Regions from separate parts of the Mus musculus genome. Here regions 2 and 3 are each linked to region 1. Evidence: chromatin loops called from intact Hi-C (ENCODE). Cell type or tissue: heart. All regions are shown on one strand. Each heading gives the region's core, and the rest is flanking DNA. Links, peaks and the distances in the headings are about the cores only. Region 1 holds the start of Gm35438 (a long non-coding RNA gene). Region 2 overlaps Gm35438 (a long non-coding RNA gene). Region 3 overlaps Gm35438 (a long non-coding RNA gene).

Region 1 (7,866 bases), core at 1,856-6,855:
TGAATTCTACTGCAGCAGGGAAATATGGCAGAGAATGAGGAACATCTGCTCCCATGCAGGCATTACTGTGATGACAGGGGCTCCCTGGAGTAGGGTGATGGGAGCCAGATGATGCTCCCAAGGAGATTTGCCGAGTTAAAAAGCGGCATCTGTGAAACCTAGTAAGACTATAAGGAATGTGCTGGAACAGATGGTAGGTGAAGAACACTGGAATGAAACGGTTCCCTGAAAACCTTTCAAGGATTAGTAAACGTGGCGAAGGGAAAAGAAGACAAAAGACTAATGACAACTAGATTGTATTCTGCAACTCCCCTGCATAGAATTTACTCTAGAATGAGATGTCATAAAATGCTGGGTTTTTTTTTTTTTTTTTTTTTTTTTTACTTCAAGGGTGGTTCACGGAATTAGAACAGAATGGCTGGTCCCGAGTGGATGAATTTTCAGTGTGGGAGGGGCACACACCTGACACGTAAAAGTAACAGCTTAAACAAATGTATTTATGGCTATATTGTTCTTACCTTGATGCAGCTTACATTTTATTGCAGTCAGCTGATGTTAGATAACTATGGGAGAGGTCAGTAAACTGGACTGAAAGATCAAAGAAAAACTGGGTTAGCACATTGTCAACAAAGGGTTCATGAATGGGAGAAGATTACAGTTGGCATAGCAACTATGAGTGTACAACTCAGGGCTGGGTGCTGCTAAAAGGCTGGTGACTAATAATAAGTATCATTCTTTTGAGAAAGGTCACAGTTTTCCTTGCCCTTATAATTTTTTACCTTCGATTTCTTCTAAAATGAATTTGGCAAAAGTTCACCTTACTGCCTACTTACGTAAGGACATCAAAACTATGACTGCGTCAAAATAATTTAAAGAGAACTTGTACCTGTTCTTGAGGGTTCCATGTGGGGCTGACACTGGAAGATGTTTTGGTATTTAACCATCATTTCCTCCTGAGATGGGATGCATACCAACTGGCAGTCTGGGGCGAGAGACACTGCTAAGGCTGCCGCCGAGGATCCCTGCTCATCCGGGTTTGCTCCAAGTAAGTGCATGGCTTCTCATGATGATGCAAGATTACTGAGTCCATATTCTATGCTATTAGAAAAAGGAGAAGCAAGGAAGACTTTGCAGTGAGGTTTTGAAAGGAAACCCTTGCCAGCCAGTGTCCTCCTCCGACTGGGCACTGACTTCCCCATTTAGAATGTCCATCACCTTGTTTAGATAAGAGTTTTTTGAGTTACTTGTATGGCTCTAGTAGATGCTTAAATTATACTTAAATTACTCTAGAAGTTTAGAAATGTGCATTACTTGATACTAAGCATACACACACACACACACACACACACACACACACACACACACACGCGCGCGCACGCGCACACATGCTTTAAAAACGTGTGTGTGTGTGCGTTTATGAATGATTGTGAATTTGGGCACTCATGGGCCATGACACACGCATGTGCAGATCAGAGGACAATGTTTTGGAATTGGTTCTCTTCTTCTACGGTGGCTTGTAGGAACTGAACACAAGTGTCATCTCGGCTTGGCAATCACTTTTAGCGCTGAGTCATCCTGCTGTCCCTCATCCCCCTCAAAGATTTATATCTTAATAATGTGTGTATGTGTGTGCGTGCCTCTGTAAGTGGGGGCCACATGCATACAGGTGCTTAAGGATGCTATGAATTTATTCACCCCAAGCTTTCGGACCTTAACCAATCATCATGCTGAGCTGTATCTGCCTCAGATTTTAACACCAAAATACTTATTAGCTCCTTAAGCCTTCATCCGAAAACATGTCTTTCTATATGTGTATGTAAGTGTGTGTAAATACACACAGGTATACACTCGTTTATAAATTATGTACATTTTAGTGATATTTATACCTATATAGTTTTATACAAATGAGTGCATAAATACATCTAAATATATAATTCCATATATTTATCATACATACGCAATTTAAACAGACTGGTTGATGGTAAGTGGAAAATTTTATAGCTGCCGCTATATCTCAATGGCAATTAGCATTTTATTATTTTCCACGTATAGATCTACACCTATGTTTACAAGTTCATTTTTTGTTTTAAACGTTCATTTTTTGTTTTTGTTCTTTTCTGAGACAGGTTTTCTCTATGTAGCCCTTGGCTATCATGGAACTCACTATATAGATCAAGATGGCCTTGAACTCACAGAGATGTACTTGCCTCTGTCTCCCCACTGTTAGGATTAAAGGCATTGTACCATCATGCTATTTACATGTTCTTAATAAGTAGCCTGACAGTCTCTTATTTATATGTTCCATGATTATTGCAAAATATTAATTAATAAAATACCAGCACCATGACAATGCTCAGGATTATTATTTTTTTGCATGTGTAAAATTTGTACTGTAAAAACATCTTAAAATAGGCTGGAGAGAAGGCATAGCATTTGTTGCTCTTGCAGAAGACTTGGGTGTAGTTTCTTCTCTGCATGTGGTGTCTTGAAACCATCTGTGACTCCAGCTCCTGATGATCCAACACCCTCTTCTGACTTCTGAAAGCATCAGGCATACCCACTATGTACATGCGTGCATGCAGGCAAAAAACTTACACATATAAGTATTTAACACACACGTACAACTCTCTCTCTCTCTCTCTCTCTCTCTCTCTCTCTCTCTCAGACACACACACACACACACACACACACACACACACACACACACAATATACACAAAAACCCTCTGTCAAAACATAGTGAAAAGCCTCTGGCTATTATCCGAAAGGCAGAAACGCATGTGGAGGAAGTCGGGAGAACTGAACCCTGATTGCAGTTGGTTCTCACTGACCGCTGTGTGAACTTGTTGAGCAAATTATACCTTCTCAGGCCCATTTCTACATGTCACGTGATGGTGTGGGTGGAGATGACACTGAAGATCAACCTAACTTACACCAACCCTCATGCATTACGTTTTCATACCATCTTGGCTTAGGTTATTACTGTCAAGCTGTACGAGAACGCAGGCCAGATCTAGATTGTGACTGAGGAGTAGCGTGGAGCCTCGCTGGATGACTGAGTGAAGTATCAGGTCATCCATCTTCTGCATTGTTATCCAACGATACCAAGCCCACTCCTGTTCTTTGCCCTCGTCAGATGTAAGTATAGTGACAGACACCGCTTAGAATAGGTTTGTTTTTTTTTTTTTTTCCATTTGAGCAGGTCTGGTTTATGGTTCTTGGCCAGGTCATACAGATTGCATAGATTTATTTGTAATGGTACTAAGCCTGCTTTGCTGCATTTCTTTACCATTGTTTGCTATTATAAATACTATCCATATTTCATAACTAGGTGCTTATTGCTCGAAGAGGGAAGACTTATCAGTGTTCTATTAATTTATCCTGGATTAAGTCATCTTATCAAATTGAAAAAAATTTTCTTTTTAGTTTTTTTAAAATAGAATATCTAGGGTTCTCAAAAATAAAATAAAATCATCATCAAGTCAAGAGTTTGATATTTCCTAATGAATGTGCAGACCCTTTCCTTTCCTTTTGACTTTGCTTATAGCTCTAAGACAGCAGCGAAGAGAAAATTAAGAAGGAACATGAGTAAGAAATCTGTAAAATAATAAAAACAATGTTTGTTGCCTTCAGGGGGTTCTGATTTTTTTTTCCTTTAAAGATTTATTTATTGGGTCTTTGAACAAGAAAGTTTTTTCCTACTCTTCATCGCCTCCTTATGCTTGTGTATCTGTCATTTATATTCTTTGAGTAGGACAGATAAATGTGAAAGTGTTTTAAAAGTTCTCAGCATATTGCCAAATTACTCAGTAAAAAGCTATGCCAATATAAAACCCCGCAAATATTACATATGTTAAAAGTAAAACAAAACACCACCATCATCATCACCACCACCACCACCATCATCATCATCCTAAAAATACTTATATTCTACATTTCACCAATAGTTTAGCCTAAACTTATCTCTTATTTTCCTAATAGTAAAAGCAAGCAGCTGCACAGTGCTTATTAAGTTTCAGGTACTCTTCAAAGACTCATTTACATTAGCTTACTTAGAGACTGTCCGAGCGAGGTTCTAAAGCTACCCTCAGGTTCCAGGAGAACAACTGTGGCATGGGGAGATTAAACAAGTCACCTGGAGTCTCTCCACAAGTGACTTAGCTATAATGTGAACACAGGCATTCCGGTTATATTGTATCATGTTGTATCAGACAGGGTCCTCCAGAGGCACAGAATGATAGGAGGTATATATAGTATATAGTATTCTGAGATTTGTTTTCACAAGCGCAACAATGGTTGTCAACATGCTGGAGGGTTGGGGAACATGGTAGCTGCTCCATCCACAAAGCTGGAATCCTCTGCAGTGCCACCCTGCCTCTCTGTAAGCCTGGAAGATCCCTGGAGAGTCATTCGTGCTGAGCCCACGTTGGAAGGCACAGGGAGTCTGCAGCTGATGTGGGTGGAGTGTGCCAAGTGCAGTGACAGACAGATAAGCAGCTGATGCAATGATAGACAGATATACTCATAAAGAGCAAGGCAGGCATATGCAGACTGCTGAGACATTCTTATATTGGCTCACCTCCTAGAAGATGAAATCCCACTTTGAGATCCCATCTTCACTTTATCCTCTCTGGAAACACACTTGCAGGTGTGCCTCCCAGATGATTCTAAGTCCTGGCAGATTGACAAGAGCAATCACCAATAACTTCCTTTTATAGCCAATAGATGTTTGGTGTTCGCTATAGAGCAAGAGTCACAATTAGTCACCACAGCCACCTTCTCAAGTGTCATCGACGTTCCGGCACTTTGCATGCTGTGGCACATGATGTACATTTGCTGCTCAGTGAGAACATTGGTCTGCTGCTGGCTTGCGCAATGGTTGATCCTCATGTGCCCTCGGAGTTTCACGGTGTCCTTGGGTTGTAGCTAGTGCGTGACATAGTGTCTGATTTGCAAGGGGTGACTTGTGGTTATTGCTCAGATTTAGTAAGGACCACACTTACATCCACACTGAACAAGAAATGATCTGGAAGTGGATATTAGGAAAGGGAAAAGCTCAGATAGGAGCAACATTATTTACTCGTTTACTTACTGGAGAAAGTATTATTGCTTTGTAGCTGAACTGGCTCGGCATCCCAAGTGCTGGAGTTACAAGTGTGCAGCAGCATGGCCAGCTTCAATCTTCTTTATTTAGTCTTGCAGTGTGGGTGATGAGATCCAGAGGCTGACACATGCTACAGATCTACTGCATCTGTATACTGAGCACGATAGTGTCCCCAGCCTCCAGCACAACTTTAATTACATAATATATAGCTGATATTTAAAATGGTTAACTGACTGTGTAGGTTGTACACAATTCCTTTCATGGACAAGCCATAAACACTTTCCACTTGGATGCATCGCTAGTAAGTGGTCAGTGGGGTCAATTGAAAGTTAGGGTATTTACTCCCAGAGGGATATGTGTGTGCATGCACCTGTGCATGTGTGCGTGTGTATGTGTGTGCCTTTGTATTGTGTAGAAAAAAATTTTTGAGTGTCGTCCTCAAGTTCAGTCTGTCTTCTTTTTTAAAGATAGTATTTCTCACTTGACCTAGAATTTACCAAGTAATCTTCAGGGACCCCTTTGTCCTGGTTGTGGGAGCTTAAGGGAGCCTCTGGCTATAAAAATCATTTAGATTACCAGGTATCTCTCGTCACGGTTAGAGGAGCTTGATGTGGCCTGGCCCAGCAGATAACGTGGATCACTAGGCTCTTCATAACTTCCAATTCTCAGATTTCTGGATGGAAGAACAGTTTTTTCCCATCTTTTTCATTGGAAAGACAATCCTGTGTGCTTAACATTTCTGGGTTCTCTGGAGATCTGTGAGTACAAGGACCTCCGTGTTCTGCTCCCAACAGTGGTCTAGGCTGGCTGGCTCAGAAGTCCAACAGAAGTCTAGACTAGCTGGCTAGAAAACCCCCAAAGCTATTCTTCACAGTACTGGAGCAGGGATTTTGACCATGTACCACAATGCCTGGGTGCTTTTCAGTATCTTTTCTGGGATCAAATTCAGGTGGTTATGATCCCAAGGCAGGTACCTTACAAACTCAGGTCCTCCTGCGTACAGGGCAAGCACTTTATGGGCTGAGTCATCTCCTTGGTCCATTTCCAGAGTCATAATCTCCATGTCACACTTCCTCGGGGACAACTCAGAAGTCAGTTCCTGACAAATGCCAACTGTGGGAAAGAGCAACTAGCAAATTCCCATTTGGGTTTTCTGGTTTGAAGTCCATTTCTAATGAGTTAATTTAGATATGCAGATATTCCTTGGCTCTATCAAATATTAAAGTTAATTTATGCTTTTCGTATTGTGTTTGCTTCGAAATACATCACTTCTCTGTCCGTCATTCTATTTATCCCACCAACAGTGTGTATTAAATCTTTATGAAGACTGGCCAATTAATTGTACCAAGAGGACTTCAAATCAGAAAACCTACCTCTAAATAATGTCTTATTTTTCTGGGTGTGAGACCTGGGTACATCATGCAAGTTGTTTGAGCCTCGTGCCTCTTAGGCTAAGTAGAGGAGGCAGTTCCTAATATTGTGGGCTACACTGATGGTCAAGTGAAGGAATAAGGACAGGGAAAGTAGTTTGGAAGCTGAAATCTAGCAAGTGAGACTTATGCATGCATCCTATTTGACGGTGAGGAACCAGCCAGGTACCATTGCTCTCTCAGCTTGGGGGATAGGATGGGAATTACATCTCTCTGTGCACTTCCATTGTTGACCTTCGGTTTCCGTCTGGGTTTGATTTTCAGCCAGCGGTGACATGGGGCTGGAAATAGAAGAGCTTTGAAGGAAGCTAGCTCAAATTTCCCACTTCCTTCTCCATGCTGTCTCCTGAGGGCTGTGATAGACTTAATTGTCAGCAAAGTGCTCCCTGTGTGTTCCAGGATGTAAATTAAAGCAGTTCAGACCAAAGTCATCAGCACTTCCTTACAGAGAAATGATGTCAAAATGAGCATGCAGCTCATGGGGCTTGGTAGAACAGTGAGGTGGGCAAAGGAGTTCATGCTGTCACACTGTCCTCAGACCTCCCACTAAGAACTCGAACTTAAAGTTTGGGGCAACTTTCTATTCTGTGGTAGAAAATTGTCTCCTATGGCAATGTCTTTGAAGGCAACTGGTCCCCAGAGAAAACAATTGCACTTGTATCAACTAATGATAAGAGGAAGTCGAACAAATCCCTTCTGGTCTGTCTTTTGATATTTTCATTATCATCTGTGTACCCTACCACCACCATCAAAGTTTACTTCTAGAAGCTCATTAGAAAGCTTTCCAAGTTACCTGTGGGCTCTGTGTGCACAGAACATGCTGCACTGAGGGCAGCCATTTTCCCTTGCCTAGCAGTCTCCCCCTCACCATGACCAGTTTTGTTCTTAGTGATATGGTTGGGTTCAGTAATGTCAGTACTTGCCCGTTTTCTCACTGTCTTACATCTGTTGAAGTGAGCCTATGAAATCCCCATTTGAATGACTGATGTCCAGCATACATATAGCTCTTTGAGATGAGGGAGGACTTCTGTTTCAGCCACACTCAGGAGGTAGCAATTTCTCTAGAACCACTCGCAAAGGCTGCTGCTATCTTACCAACAATGTACAAGGGCTCCTTACCTTTCCATCCTTCTTGGTGTTCATTGTAACATCATCTCTGGTGTTTGTGATAACAGTTCTTCTGACTGGGGTGAGAAATTTGACCTCAGTGAAATTTGATTTCCATTTTCATGATGACTAAGGTTGTTGAACATTTTCCAGGTTCTTACTGACGGTCAGAATTACTACTTTTGTGAACTATCTGTTGGTTCATGTGTCAATTTACTGATTGGAT
Region 2 (7,866 bases), core at 1,646-6,645, 51 kb after region 1:
CCTTTCTCCAAATCTTGCCATTCAAAGGCAAATAGAGGCTGGCTTTTAGGTGCCAGAGGCAGGCTACAAAGCCATTCAGTGGCTGAAGCTTCCAAGGGATGTCAGAGGCAGCTTGGTTAATAAAAGCCATGTTCACAGCTGACTGGTATGCTCTAGCTTCTGGGTCAAAAGGAGTGTAGGTCCTATAGGCTTCAAAAAGTCTTTCTAGATGTTCCCTCGGGCTCTCATTCTTTCCCTGTATCACCTGGCTGACCTTAGATAAATTTGTGGGTCACCTGGCAGCCTCTCAGAGGTCCCCCATCAGAATCTGGTGGTTGACCCAGAGACTTTCCCTACTCTCAGCAGTGTAAAAATCCCAGACATGTCAACTCAAAGGAAAGGCTACATCAATATCAGCCTGGACTTGAGTGGACAGCCCATTTGTTCCTGGAACCAATTTCTGGATAGCTCCCACAATCCCCCCCCCCTCTCTCTCTCCTCTGACATGAAGAGGAACTGGAGCAACTGCTGACAGTCATCCCAGGTGGGCAGGTGAGTCTGCATGATTGAATCTAGAAGACCTGTGAGAGCTGATGGTCTTTCTAAAAATGGGGTATTCTGCAACTTTTAATTGTAAAGATCATTACTGGCGAACAGCACATATGCCATGAACTGTCTCCCCTGAGCATCTAGGGGTCCTGTAGCCTGGAGGAGTAAGGCCATAGTAGAGTCTGTCTTCTGGGTAGTATGGGCCCAAATGTGAGGTGAATTCCAAGTGGAGTCAGGGGAGTCAGGGGCTGCTCTTCCCTCTGCTTGTGCTGGCTGGGCACATGCAGTGGCAGTAGCAGCAGGAACATAAGGTAGGTGACAGAGATCCTCCCTGGGAGCAGAGGCAGGGGGATGAAGATGACCTTTTAAGAAGAAGAAGGGTGGGGAAAGAGAGGCTGGTGACAAAAAAAGGTCTCATCCAAACAGGGAGCTTCTCAACCAGATATTGCCACGTGGTGATATGTGACACTTGGTCTGGGTGACCCCAGACCTCATATACTTAATCTTTACCCTGTAAATGATGGGAATATAGAAAGTTCCCTCCTCAGGCCATCCTACTTTATAGGTGGGCCATTCATTCCTGCAGAAGACAGTTAGTTTGCGGAGAGGAACAACCAGACCAAAGTCTTCCGGGACTCTGCAAATGTCCTTAAAATGTCTCAGGACCGGGTGCTTTGTGCCTATTCCATCCCAGGAATCAAAGAAAAGTTTGTAGGAGAGGACAAAAAAGCAGAAACAGAACTCACACAGACAGATACATTCCCAGGGGAGGGGTGTGGGGTGGGGAGGGAAAAGGCTGTCTCAGGCGGTCTTAGACCTCCCTGCTCAGGGGAGGCCCACAGACCTGGTTCAGAAATCAGATGAGAACTGGCAAGTTCTCCTGCCTCTAGTAAGGGGTCTGGAGTGTCCTCCATTGCCCCTGGCCAGGTGACGAAATATTGTCTGCCCTGTCCCTCTCAGCCTCCAGATTAAATCTGAAACAGAAACACAGAGATGATGAAAGCCAACTTACCAGTCAGAAAAACACTCCACTCTTTGGGTCAGGGCAGTCTCCAGTGAATCCCAGATGAGCTCCCAAATCTAAGGGTCCACGATTTGCTGAAGAATGATATCCCAGACTCAAATAGTATGCAAAAGCAAAGAGTGTTTTATTTGCAGAAGTCCAGCATGCTGGGGTCTACCACCTTTCAAGATGGAGGTGCCCTAGTGAGCTTGCAGGCCCAATTTAAAGAACATTATGGAAATTCTGGGATAGGGTAGGTGGCCTCTATTGTAATCTTTTGGCTCTATCCCTAGAGACATTCCAGAACCTTTGCTGGTATGGGGGATGGGGGGATGGCAACTGTTGCTGAGTAAGTCTGGAAACTGCTGCTGACCCACTGGCCTTGCCTCAGGTCAGGTGGCAGGGCATGGACTTGCCTGGACTTGCCCAGTTCTTGGAAACAGAGATTTAGGCCTAGTCTCCTGAACTGCCAATTTGAATCCTGTCATGGAGTCAGCTTAGCCTCTCTCAATAATTTTAGGGTTGGGGGGTGGGGGGTCACCACACCAAGAGGAGAACTGTGTTATAGGGTTGCAGCATTAGGAAGGTTGAGAACTACAGGCCATCAGAGTGGCACATAAAAGTTTTGGGTTCTTTTTAAATCTAAAACTACAGTAGGCTATACCTTTATATGAACCAGTCATCTTTTCCAGCTTTGGAGGCTTCAGTTATATAAGAAAGAATGATGAGCAATCCATGGGGACAAGCCAGTAAGCAGCATTGCTCCATGGTCTGTGCTTCAGTTGTCTTCAGGTTCCTGCCTTGAGCTTCTGCCTCTAAGTGTCTGCCCTGCTTGAGTTCCTGCCCTGGCTTCCTTTCATGATGGACTGTAAGCTATAAGTCAAAATATACCCCCCCCCCTTTCCCCAAGTTGTTTTTGATCATGGTGTTTTATTATAGCAATAGATACCAAACTAAAATAGTTCCTCTGAATTGCTTCCTTTGAAGTGGTTAAAACGACACCTTTTATGTTATGTGTGTCCTGCCATAGTTTAAAAAGGTAAGGCATAATATCAGATCCTATATAGATGAGCTCAGGGAATGGAAGGAAAGGTCTCTCAGAGACAAAGGTCTCTGATTTTCTTTTTCAATTCTATCATGGCATAAGACTTTGGTACAAGCATGCATACTTGGTACAAATCCATGCCCTGCACACACACCAATTGATTGGTGAGTACCTTTAGTTGATAGATTTCTTGCAGATTCCCAGCTTTCTTGTTGGTAAAATGGACCAATGAGAAATGATGATTGTCACATTATTGTGTATGTGCGATGCTTAGCATAGTGCAAAATTCAGACAGGCATAAACTAGTTAATTCATAGGCCCTCCCACCTTCTCCCCAATGACTGTATTCTCTCCCCATCCCTACACCATCTCATCTTTCCCATCATTCTTTTCTACTTGCAAATATTTGGTCCTCTGATCCAAAAGTGCCTCAGTGATAGATGATGTCCTCCCTGGCTGGCTCAGGGAGTGGATACCACGGAGATAACGGTCTGTGAACCAGGTATGTATTTGGAAAGCTGTGCAGATGTTTAAACTGAAGCCAGAGTCCAGTCTTTATGCCTGTGGTATTGCCCATGCAGCCCACACATCCCCCTCTGTCACGGTAGAGTTAGAGCCATTAGGTTTCTTAGAATGTCAGTTTTATTTTCCTTATGCCAAAGCATAAAGCAGCCCCCTCTCTTCTGTTTGCACCTGGCTTTCTTTTTTAAAGTTACTATTTTTAGAGCAGGCAATTTAAAAGTCAAAAGGTTCCACAATGATACAATGAAACCCAGCATTTACTTTCTTACTCATGCCTCTTCCCAAATGTATCTACACAGAGACAAGTATCATTAACTCTTACTGATTTTATTGCTAATAGTCTATCACACTCCATTTTCCAAATTATATAATTTTACTGTTTTGCCTTATTTTTTATTTGGTTAGATACCATCGATTGACTTATTACAATTAAATATGAGAATTTTCTCAAATTTTGTTCCCAGAGATCTGACATGTTCTTTTGGTCTCCATAGAGACCGAAAAACTAATGATACACACACACACACACACACACACACACACACACACACACACACACACACACACACGCACACACACACATACACACACAGACATTCATGTCCATTTATACACATATACAAACTCACATACAAACACATACATACAAATAGATAGGATAGATAGATAGATAGATAGATAGATTGATTGATTGATTTTGAAAAACAGATTAATGGACAATGTTGATTCCTAGCTTGCTCATCCTACTATCTATGAAAAGTCTCTGGTTTGTCTCTTTAAGATTGTATAGCTGATGATTCCTGTCAAGATTAGAGAATGATCTGTGTTATGAAAGACATCTAAAAGGTTTTCAATTTGCTGTGTGGATGAGAGTAGGTCTATATATTCCTTTACAATTCAGTATTTAAGAGAATTGGAACAAAACAGAAGCCAACAGTAGAACATAGTCCTGGTTCAGTCCTGCCCTGATGTTTGGGTGATAAAAGGATTATTTAGACAAATCTGTTACCGAGGAAAATGTTCATAATGTGAGAGAGATAATCAAGCGTTCATGTGTTTAAATGTGTATAATAATATTTTTTAAAAGAAAACTGCAAAATTGTTGTCATTATTAAATACTTTGAATTATAAGACAAAAACTGTGCTAACGAGATAAATGGCTCTTTAAATGTAAAACTAAAGAGGTGTCTTTTCAAAAAGCTTTCTCATTTGATGAAGTATAAGGAGACCACATTCTCGGTTGCATTGGCTTTCTTCCTATCTCTTGTCAGTGGTGTGACTCATAGACACTTTTGCCTTGACTCTTTGGCCAAAATAGGAGGTGAAATACAGTCTGAGCTCTGTGGCACCAAGTGACCCAACAACCCAAGGCCACTCTGTGTGGTGCAGACTAGAGACACATAAGGGGCCTGAGTCCAGGAGGTGGTTAGCATGAAGAGCGAGTGTGAACGAGCCACAGGCATCCTTGGTAAGCATTAAACTTTCATTGTATTGAGGGTCTTAGAAAAAAGAAATGTCAAGCACATGGCAGTAATTTTGAAAAATGTCATGTTGGCCCTTAAGATTGTATGTTCTCCCTGTCATTCTCTCTCCTTCCTGCTCTTTACCATTTTAATGAAGTTTCCTTACAATCTTGGATTTCAAAGGGCTTTTACTTAGTTGTCAGTTGACTTTTACAGAAAGCCTTCTCTAAGCTCTTCCTTACTCAATCCATTGACATGCCGTATTAGATTGCTTAATATTTAGCATTCCTGGACTAGCTTGGGAATTATGATTTGGTCATGGCAGATTATGTACTCTATACATTTGAATTTGATTTGCCAGCATGTTCTTTGGGAATTCTTTTCATTTGCCTTCATAAATGATGATAACCTATAAATTCGTGTAAGCAAGGATATGGATGCAAGCAATATATCAGTGTTAGAAGCAGGACAAGATTATTTCCACTCTAAGTAAAATATAGTAGGTAATCCATATTTATAATAAGAGACTGCATTGTTTATTTCTTAATAACTCATTAAATAAGTAGAGATGTATACCTGAAGAATTTTTATGTCTTTGATCATGGGGTGCATTGGCCTATTTTCTTATAATATTTCATCTAATTTTGTATCAAAATACCGTTTGCATCTTGAAATAATTTGAGAAATATCCTATAGCTTTCAATTTTCTGGAAGATATTAGGTAAGCACCATGCTACTGTTTTCTTAAGTATTTGTTGGGGATGGCTTTGAACCCCAGTCTCATGTGCAGACCCATGGTGTAAAAAACGATGGTGTCTACACAATTTGCTCAAGAAACTGAATCTAGCACTTGTAGGTAGGGAGAGAGCCTAGACACTGAAGAAAACATATTCTAATTGCCAATGTTGCTGAAGATAAAGCTTTTGGCTAACTTCGGAAGGCTTGGGGAGATCTGTTAACATAGGAGGGAACGTGACTCTCTCTGATGGAAACTGAAAGGAATGTTTTCTTCCTGGGAAGGCTATAAGAAGGCTGTCACCATGGACACTGAGGAGTGGCACCTCCTGCTTGGAGCTTCTCGTGAAGCTGAACAAATCTAGCCTGGCTTCACGCGTGCTCTATGAAGTACCAAGAATGAAATCAGGCCAGAACATTTTTAAAGAAGTCGGATTTTTCAAGGACTATCTTGGATTTCCTTTTCTTTGTATGTTTAAACAACCGTAGATGTTGAGAAATCCAAAGGACCTACTCATAACACCACTCTGCAAAGTTGCCAGCTGCCTACAACTCTGAAGATTTGTCCTATGATCAAGTACAATCTGGACTTGGTCTTCTGTTCTAGACATGGTGTTCAGGGAAATTCCTTCCACAGTGTTCATTGTATTGAAGGGAATAATACAGCAATATGTGATTGATTGCTACGGCTGCTCTCACCAAGTTGCCCTGCATTGCATCAGCTGCCAGCATAGGACAGGGCCAAATAAAAAGCTTAGTAAGGCCAATTGTAAGAATAGTGACGTGGGCTTATTTGAAGATCAAAACTACAGCATCCTGTAAATCTGTAATTGCTCTTGAAATTATCTCCTAAGATACAAGTTTTCTAAGAGTATCTTTTATGATTTTCTTCTGCCCTTTGAGTCCAACAAAACCTGTGTGTTAGTAAAGAACACATTCCTTGCTAATGCTAAGAACTGTTGCCAGGAGAAAGCCATAGTCAACATCTCTAGAAGACTTATTGGATTACAGAATAGGGCTCACTGGCACCCGTGTGAAAGTCTTGGCTTTGACAGTGTGGGTGGCGTTATTTTAACCACAGAACACCCTGCACTGTGATTCTTATTGTAAACCAAAGGTCTGTGGCATCAAACTTCAGTACGGTCTCTATTTGGGATGTGAGCCTGCCAAATGTGCACATGGCAAATGTGTTTTATTCAAACAGCTCTGGGGGGAAAGAGAGCTCACATTTGGATAGTGCGCATCTGTTTTCCCATCTGGTTCTCATAACAACTGTGTGCAGTGACTGAGTCAGAGTTTATCATTGGCTTGTTTGAAGGTGGAGAAATGGAGAGTCAGTAAGTGAAAGGAATTTACCAGAATTGTAAGGCAAGTAGGAAGCAGCTAAGATCAAAACTCGCAGCTTTCAGCCCAGACTCTCATGGTAGTACCAGTGTGGTAATTTCTTCACAATGAAAACAGACATTATAGTTAAGGGTTCAGTTTGAAAGATCAAAATAGACCCCAACCCCCCCCAAGCCACAGTGAAAGCCAACATTTCACTGCTGGAGCTAGATTTGTTAATTTCTCTCACCAGCCAGAGGGGTCTGGGTGGGTTTCCTGTAGCAGGGATGTGTCCCCTCCTGTGGAGTGGTCCTCAAATCCAATCAGAAGGCAGTTAGTGACCTTTCCCCCAACCCCGCCTGCAAAGCACTCATACCACCAATTGCACGGTAGGCATATCTTGCTGGTAGGTTAATGCTATTGCACAAAAGCTTCAAAGCTGAGTAAGACTGTGAAGGTTCTCCTCCAGCATTCTGCACAGCACCTTCTGGTTCTATGGACAATGATCGCCACGGAGGATGCTTAACAGCTCAGCTCCACCCTAATTTCTGTGTCCTTTAATGAAAATATGTTGTTTTGTCAATGTAGAATTGGAGGTTTTGTGAAATTTTCAATTGTTACACCTATATACAGGACCCCCCACAGTATGCGTCACAAAAGATACTGATTCTGTGGTTGGCTCTATCCATTTTGGTGCCATCTCAGGACTTATACATTGTATCTTAGGAGTACAGAAACACTAAAAGAAAAAATGGAGGTATTGAGATGGATGAGTCCCAACTCATATATTCATTCTAGCCTGAGGCGTGCACATCCTTAGACTTCATAGGGAGACAGCAGGAGATCCCAAGTCACTGACATTAAATGTGAGAATTTGTGTTTCAGTCATCCCTCAGTATACACCAAGCATACGTCCCAGGATCCCTGTCTGTTGAGGGCTTTTGGTGCAGTTTCTAGGAATTTGGCATTTGTCACTGGGCTTGGACAAGGAAGTAGGCTCAGATAAGAATATTAGAAGCAATGATCATGGGGCTTTTCTTACTATTTTGCTGAATTCCTACCTTATGTGATCTCTTTGCTGACTACTTTACTTAATTATGACCTTGTGTGACCCTTTGCCTTTCTACTTTGCTTAATTACTATCTCGTGTGATCGCCTTGATTACTACTTTGCTTGACTACCTTGTCTTTGCTCTAAGAACTGACCGTAGTTTTTGGATGTACCTAGAATGATATAAAAGCAGGCTA
Region 3 (7,866 bases), core at 1,468-6,467, 130 kb after region 1:
CACCAGGTCTATCAGCTCTGTCCCCACTGTGGGGGTTCAGCTCTTAACTGAGCACCTGCCATCCAGAAGGTAATAAGACCGTTGTCTCACTTTTATCTCCTCTGGGTGGAACAGGTTTCCTATTACCGATAACTTGTGGGGTATCTTACTTTTGAAGAGTAAAATGCAGGCATGACCTGGTGATCCATTGAACTGGCACATTGTGATTCTAACTAGAAAGTACACCATGCTCCTGAGTATTCCCAGAAGTCAGAGCACTGAATTCTAAAGCAGTGTGGGTAGCCCATAACTGGCCAGCTGACATGTCTGTACCCTGCACATCTCCTTTTAGGTGCTTAGAGACCCTTGTGTTATGAACATTCACTGTCCTATCTGAGGCAGTATGCTACCAAGCACAGTTGAGAGGCTTATACTATATAAGAGGAATAAAGCAGACAGTGTTCCCTGAAACCATCTCAGAAGTGGTTTACCTCCATACTCTTTACTGACCTTCGCAGTCTTGTTGGGAGATGCCCTGATCACAACAGCATATTCCTTTTTTTTTTTTTAAGATTTATTTATTTATTATATGTAAATACACTGTAGCTGTCTTCAGACACTCCAGAAGAGGGCATCAGATCTTGTTACAGATGGTTGTGAGCTACCATGTGGTTGCTGGGATTTGAACTCTGGACCTTTGGAAGAACAGTCGGGTGCTCTTACCCACTCAGCCATCTCTCCAGCCCAGCATATTCCTTTTGACTTAATAATTCTTCTGTCTCCCTTCATCAGTTCTTCTTAACTTGACCCTACCTTAAAGATCTACTGTGGTTACTCACTCACTGCTGGGATTTTGCTATAGTTCGCAAGTCTGTTTGCAGGGGAGAGTCCCTATCATCCCCAGGAAGAATATTATTTTGACAAGGGATGAAGGCAACTACCCATGAGAAATCACAAAGACACGTGTTACTTGTCAAACTAAATGATTTACAGGAGAATGTCAAAGAAACTGAATAAGGGAAGGACCTTAAATTTCCATATCTTAGGGTGGGAAGACATAGTGGAGACAAGTAAGTCAGGCTATGAGGAAAGTGTGGCAGAAGGGTCCAGGTCTGATCCAGTTCACAGAGGATCAAAGACTTGAACTAGGAAATTCTAGAAAAGAAAAGATTTGTTCACTAACTCCATGTAAAGTTAACCTTTGAAATTATTTCCAGTCCAACTAACAACACATATGAGTAGCTAGGTCACTCTTGGGCACATTTTGGAAGATCTTCAAAGTTTGGAAACACTTTCAAACTATTTGATGTTGTGGCATTTTCAAATTCACTTAACGTGTTTAAGCTTGCTGGTCCATAAGCTTGCACCTCAAGGGAAATTACCATGTCAGTCACTGCGAACATGCTCTGTCTTTACCAGTGTTGCTCACAGACAGTTGATTGAAAGCTGTACAAAGAATAATAGTCAAATGGCAACTGAGCTATTACATAATTTTTCAGAGTCTAAAGAAACAAGACGGTTAGTATGATAAGTTGCTTTTTCTGAGCTTGGATGTTCCTTGTACATTGGGGGCAAGGCAGACTATTGAAACAAGTTAGGAGATGGGAGCATGGAGACTCATTACTCAGGTATGGATTATTTGTAGCTATTTATATGGGCTGGGAGGTTTTGCTCAAGGCCAGTGCTATAGAATCCACACCTGTTTCTCTACTCAGTGTGTGAAGTCTTGACGTGGTAAATGGAGAAATCGTTGAGTCGGGATGCAAATCGGAGTTCAAGTCCTCTTGTAGCTGTTTGTTATAGGACAGAGAGCAAGACTTTTTATGTCCTCCTTCCTTATCCATACGTTAGGGAGAATAATACACTCTCTTTGACTAGATTGTGGAGATGGCTTAGGTGTGAGTGCTTACAAATGTGTGACAGTTGTAGCCTCTATCTTACACAAACATCTGCTAGCTGTCCTAACCGATGTGAGCCCGTGCTTGGGCAGGTTATAAATGTTCCTGGGAGGGAACTATGCCTCTGGATGGGGACCTTGTGGCAATTTCCTTGAGTATTTCCTTCCTGGCTTGTCTTTTACTTCTTTCTCCCTCTCTGATTGCCACTCCTAAGGTTTTGGCACCCGGCCCCTAGGGTATTTATTTGTATTCATTACACACACTCCCCACGTGACTCCCTCGGCTCTGTGCCAAAGGTGGAAATCGAAATCAGTAAAAGCTTCCTTTATTTGCGTTATAACTAACTTTCATTTCTTTCCTTCCCTTGCCGACATCCGGGAACCCTCCTAATGTATACAATGCATTAAGAGCCCATGAAATAACACGTCTTCTGCAAAACTCACTTTCCTCTTCCTGGGGCCTTATTAGCAATCGGTGATGTTAAAATCGTCCCTCCTTAGCAGGACTCATGAGATGATCCTTGACCCCATTCTGTAAGGTGCCTGGTCTTGAACATTTTGCTAAAATTCGTAGAAAAACTTCTTCAAGGGAAGAAGGTCCCTTGTACCCCTCAAACTCCCCTTACTCACAACAAACGCCAACAAGGCCAAAACCTGGCCAAGCATCACGTTACTTACTCTGAAAATAAAAGTCTCTTGCAGTTTATCCGTACTTTGTCACCCAGTCCCAGCAATAGTGGGCTTGATGGCCTGCATGCTAACTAGTTTGTTATTCTAGAGGTTGCATTTGCCACACGGCTCCTGTGCTCCCAAGTACTCATAAATTCCCATGAAAAGCAAACAACTAAAAGCATATTTTTTAAATATCCCTGAAGACAAAATAAATGCTAGCAACCCATATCTGTTGATAGTCCCCCTTCAAGTATTCTATCCACCTAGACCATGCCCTCCTATATTCTCAGAGGGGACTCTTTCTCCCATGAGTTTAAGAGTGCTTTAAGATCTGTAAGTTAATTCAGATGTGAGGGACACTGAAGCCTGACCTACTTAAATTCAGGCAAAACAATACAATTATGACCTGCATTGTTCATTTTTATTATGTACTTGCAACTATAACTGCCCAGTTCAGATGAAAATAATGAAATTCCAAATACCAAAATGTATTTTGGAGTTTCAATGTGGGTAATAAAGACCCTCATCACTCAAATAGTACCTGAGATGATATCAAATTGTTTCGTTTGTGCCAAGTTTGGTCATAGTTGATTGGCAGCAGTGAATGGAGGAGAAACATGAGAAGTCAGTTTGGGCTGGCATAGCAAGTACCATCTTTTAGCCACAGATATTCATTCTTCACAGTCCAGAGGCTGGAGGTCAAGATCTAGTTGCTGGCTGACTTAAGTTCTTGTAAGGGATCAGGTTCTAACTTGCAGCCCACAGCCGTCTTGCTTGGGCTTTCTTTCATGTACGAACGTGAACAGAAAGCAGGCTCTTCTCAGACGGATCTTATGAGCATCCTAAGCTAGGCATGGGGCTGACACTGTGACTTCATTCAATCCTAATTGCCTTCCAAAGGTTCCATGTGCAAACACCATAACTCTGCATCACAACCCCACTTCATGAACTTGGGGGCAACACAATTCTGCCCATAGCACCTTAATAAAACAAAGACACCAGCCTCAGTCAAAGGAGAATCGTATTTATTTTTAATTCTAGCTATTTAATGCAGAGATATATTCCTCAAAGGAAATCACTGGGTTTTGAGGACATCTTGATTACAAATGTTCATGGTTATAGATCCAAATCTCCCATGCCTTTTGTTTAAGAGTACAGAAAAAAGTGGAATCAGTTTTTAGATTATTTTTGTCATGGTTCTTGAAGTATTAGTATGTCTTCTGGTTGCAGTCAGTCATTTGAAATATCTACATAGGCGGAATGGTTTGTTTTCAGAATCTTGATAAATCTCATGTATGGACAGACATTTAATAAATATTTTCTAGGGTCAGTTCAACAGGATGTCATTTTCAAGGAATAATTTTCTTTTCAACTGAATTATGCAAGAGCTAACAATTTAACGTTGATATTTCAGCCATAAAGAACAATCTACCAGGCTCTTTGCTACCTAGAGCCAAGGTTGAAGAAAATTCATTACAGTTCTTTCTTATCCAAAATTCGGCATGTGACCAGGCTTATTGCCCTTTAATTTAAAAGGCACTAAAAGGGTTCACATTTCCATAGAAGGCAGCACTTCAGTTTGACCACAGTTCTTGCACCTTGGCAAGGACCAGTGATTTCCCAATGTGTACCCTTTTATTCTCAGCTCCTACCCTCCCTATTAATAGCCATTTGCCTGAGGTTGCAATGGCCAGATTCTCCTTATTCCTGCCCGTGTACTTGCCAAGCAGTCAGCATTCATCTCCACAATAAGGTCTATATTGCAAAAGGTCCGGGCTGCTTGAAGTCAATTGGCTCTAATTCCCTTTATCAATCCCAACAGTAGTCAGAGCCCTGCTGATGGGACCGTAATAATTAAAATTACTTGGCAGAGCCCGCTTCCTCTGGGTACTATTTGGAAAGGAACAGTGTAGGAGCCAATAAAGCCCTGAGTGAATGTGTATTGTTGATATGGGCACAGCCATATTCAGGACCCCAAATGCCTCATACCCATGGGAATGGCAAGGCCTTCTCCAGGACAGGCTCAGGGAATTTCAAATGACAAACCTTTCACCTACTTCAAGTGCCAGTGTTGATAGTGTACACAGAAACTATCAGCCATTAGCTCCCTTTTGTTTATGCTCACTACATCCAAGGACTGCTCCCCTACAGAGACCTCTTATACAGATTGGCTAAACCTGTCCCTAGTTCAATTGTACACAATACCTCCACCTCCTTATTTAGCTGTATACAATAAACCCACCACCTTTTGAGGTTATGAGTTGCTGCATTTCCATTAGAATACACACAGCCCACTCAATCCCAACTTTCCTGTATGTGTGCCTTTTCTTCATTGCCCCTGTTAGGTTTCTAGCACCAGTTCATGCAGGGTGTGGTCATGCTGACTTCTTTCTTTCTAATTCTCTTTCCATATATGCATCTATGTCTGAAAAACTCTCCCTTGACTGATGCATGCCTCCTTTAGGTATGTTAAGAAGTCTTGTCTCAGCTGGCTGGCAGTAGTGCCTAAGGTTACATTAATGTACCATGGCAGTTGTGGTTAGAGTTACTGTATCCTACTTTCAAAAGACGCTTTGGTGTGGTCCTAGTCCCTTCTGTGCTTTTGAACTGCCTCCTAGTACTGAATCTAAAATACAGGTCTAAATTACAGCTACTTCTCCAGCCTGTCTCTAGCCCAAACCTCCAATTTTGTCCATCCCAACACTGTGCTAGTAATTACGATTTCCCATCCACCCCTAGACACATAACAAAGCATTTACTAGAGCTGGAATAGTCTTCTCTTTAGAGAGGAATACCAATCCCTCCACAAAGCATCCGTCCATGGGATGTTCATGCCTCCTGGTCCTTGCCTTTAGTTCCTGGTCCTGAATTCTCTCAGAAATAAATTGAGACCAAAAAGTGCAAACAAAGAAACCTTTTTCCTTTCTAAAGCTGTTTTTGGTTACAATATTTCAACACAGTAATAGAAAAGCAGCTAGAACAAATGGGTATGTATTTCCCATGATAAACTGTGTTTTGTTACAGGGATCTTACCTGTGTATCTGGAAATGAGGAAGGATACATTAGTCTTTTCAAAATTAGAGGAGATTGAATTCCCTTATAGATGTTGTACTTGCATATAGCCATTTTCTGATCTTCCTATAGTCTCTCATATTCTCTCTTATACTTTAAATAGACTCCTTTTTAACATCTCATAGAATGTAAATTCTCTATAATTACTTGATATACTGCACTGTTTAGGAAATATTAAGCAAAGGCTGTTGTTCATGTTTAATATAGATGCACTTTTTACCCCAAATATGTTTGACCCAATGGTTGGTTGATATTGGGACCTACGGGGCAACAGTATGTGTAGTTCAGGTCCAAAGCCGCAATAGTTAAGAATAACAGTCAAATAATGAACTACAAGGAGGTACAGAATGTTAGACATTACATGTTTATGAGTTTCATCACCAGCATCCTTATCGCAGGTTTCCTGGCCTGAGTCAGGAATGCCTGGCTGGTGTTGGACATGAAAGGCACTAAAGACTGGTCAAGTGCTCACGTGTTGCCCTTTGTGGCTGTCTTGTTGGTTTTGGCAAAAAACAAAACCACAGCCTAGCTGACTGAGACAGCTGCTAACTCTTGAATGTACTTCCAGCAACTAAGGTTTCAACAGGCCCTTCTGTGTGTCTAGAAGTGGATACCCCAGTGGAGTTCACCTCTGAATAAGCAATGCCAATTTGTCTCAGTGTTGGTGTGGTTTAACTATTGTTTATATGTAAATAGTTCTCCAGTTTTAACCTAAATAGTTGCTGCCAATAAGAATGCCCTGACTAGATTCTCTTTAACTACATAAATGTGAAATACATTATATCCCAAAGTGGACACTTTTTGTTTGTTTGTTTGTTTGTTTGAGAAAAGTCCTCTCTAGGTAGCTCTGGCTAGCCTAAAATTACCTATGTAGGCCAGGCCGACCTCTAACTCACAGAGATCCACATATTGCAGCCTGGCAAGTGGTGGGATTAAAGGCCTGTGACATCATGATTAGCCATAGATGGACATTTTAAAGATCATGATGTGAACTAGTTATTGAATAAGATATAGGAAATCCATGATTGGTTGGCATATAAATTGTTTTTGTTCTTTAAAAGGACTAGTTCTAGTGGCTATTGCAACAGTGTAGGGCAAACATCTGAAGAGAGCACCTAGCCTGCTGGGGCATTGTTTTAGTTCTGTATTCCAGTTATTGGATTATATTTATTATTTTTTCCAATTTTCAAACCTATTTTTAATTTTCTGGCTCTTTAATTTTTTTCTAACTTACTGGATATTGGATTATCAACACGAAGTTTATAGTAGTTCATCTCTGTCCCAGGAAGTCATTCAGAGAACATGTTGCAGTAAACCCACATCAAGTTACCTATGACCTGCAATGTTATCATCTGACAAGAGAACCACCTCCCATGACCTCTCCCCCTGCATTTCAAGCTATAAATAGGTGCTAGGGCCCTGCCAAGTTGAGCCACTGTGGCTCACAAGGAACTGTTAGTTCCTCACAAACATCACCTAGCTTCAAATCTACTATACCACACAAGGTGACTCATGACATCTGCTCCTCTTTAAAAGGGGCTGTGAGCAGTGTCACCTCTTGGCTATCTATCATGAGAATACAATTATGAGCTCTTTTCTTTGTTGACTGCTCAGAGATGTTCTTAGGAACCAAACAGGAAATCAGGAAAATCTAATGCTAGCTTACCTACCCAAGGCAAGGAGGCAGTTAGAGTGAACTTTCTGAATGTTTTTATTGTATTTTATTTTATTTATTTACTTATTCACTGGGGAGGAGAGACAGGCCCTTACTACGCGAGTGTGGCACAGAGATCTTCCTGTCCACTCAAATGCTAAAATTAAAGACATGTGCCATCAGGCTGTTACTTAATTCTTAATATATATGGAGAGAGAGGGAAAGACAGAGAGACAGGCCAACAGAAGTGAGTTATTTGAATAAATTCGCTCACAAAACTGTGCAAAGCCAAATTTCTGGAGGACAGACCACAAATGAGCTCAGGCAATGACTTCATGTGCAAGGTTGAAGCAGGATGTCTTTGTAGGAGACCTCTGACTCTGGTCTTGACACTTTTCATGGATTCTGCAAGACCCACCCACAAATCCACCTACAGACTCACTCACAGACTCACCCATTTGCCCACCTACAGAGCCACCCACAGATCCACACACAGACTCACCTCACAGACCCACACAGACACACCTACAGACCCACCCACATTATGGAGAATAATCTATTTTCCTGGTTATAAAATACATCAGGTGTGAAT

The links. Hi-C counts contacts between places; a loop is a spot of excess contacts. Peaks named below come from ENCODE experiments on the same cell type or tissue, not always from the same donor. Only the 100,000 strongest peaks of a DNase experiment are listed, where the experiment ranks them.
Region 2: a loop joins it to region 1, with 2.3 times the contacts of the local background. A loop is called at or near these places in 3 of 42 quality-filtered maps.
Region 3: it touches region 1 in a loop (5-fold over the local background); 3 of 42 quality-filtered maps call a loop at or near these places.

The regions. Positions count from the first base shown.
Region 1 is chr19:27,309,793-27,317,658 of GRCm38, reverse strand. It overlaps Gm35438 (a long non-coding RNA gene), which reads left to right and starts at 961. Exons shown (of 8, transcript XR_003952921.1): 1 at 961-1,045; 2 at 2,975-3,137. Gm35268 (a long non-coding RNA gene) reads right to left here and starts at 4,784. Exons shown (of 4, transcript XR_386629.3): 1 at 4,579-4,784; 2 at 887-1,098; 3 at 519-588. In heart, for the core only: no CTCF peak of the experiment used is centred there; DNase peaks (open chromatin) are centred at 4,888 and 5,208.
Region 2 is chr19:27,258,929-27,266,794 of GRCm38, reverse strand. It overlaps Gm35438 (a long non-coding RNA gene), which reads left to right. Exons shown (of 8, transcript XR_003952921.1): 3 at 4,417-4,566. Among named protein-coding and RNA genes, the nearest start is that of Vldlr, 46 kb to the right of the region's middle. In heart, for the core only: no CTCF peak of the experiment used is centred there; no DNase peak of the experiment used is centred there.
Region 3 is chr19:27,174,962-27,182,827 of GRCm38, reverse strand. All of the region lies in intron 4 of Gm35438 (a long non-coding RNA gene), which reads left to right. Among named protein-coding and RNA genes, the nearest start is that of Vldlr, 38 kb to the left of the region's middle. In heart, for the core only: no CTCF peak of the experiment used is centred there; a DNase peak (open chromatin) is centred at 6,057.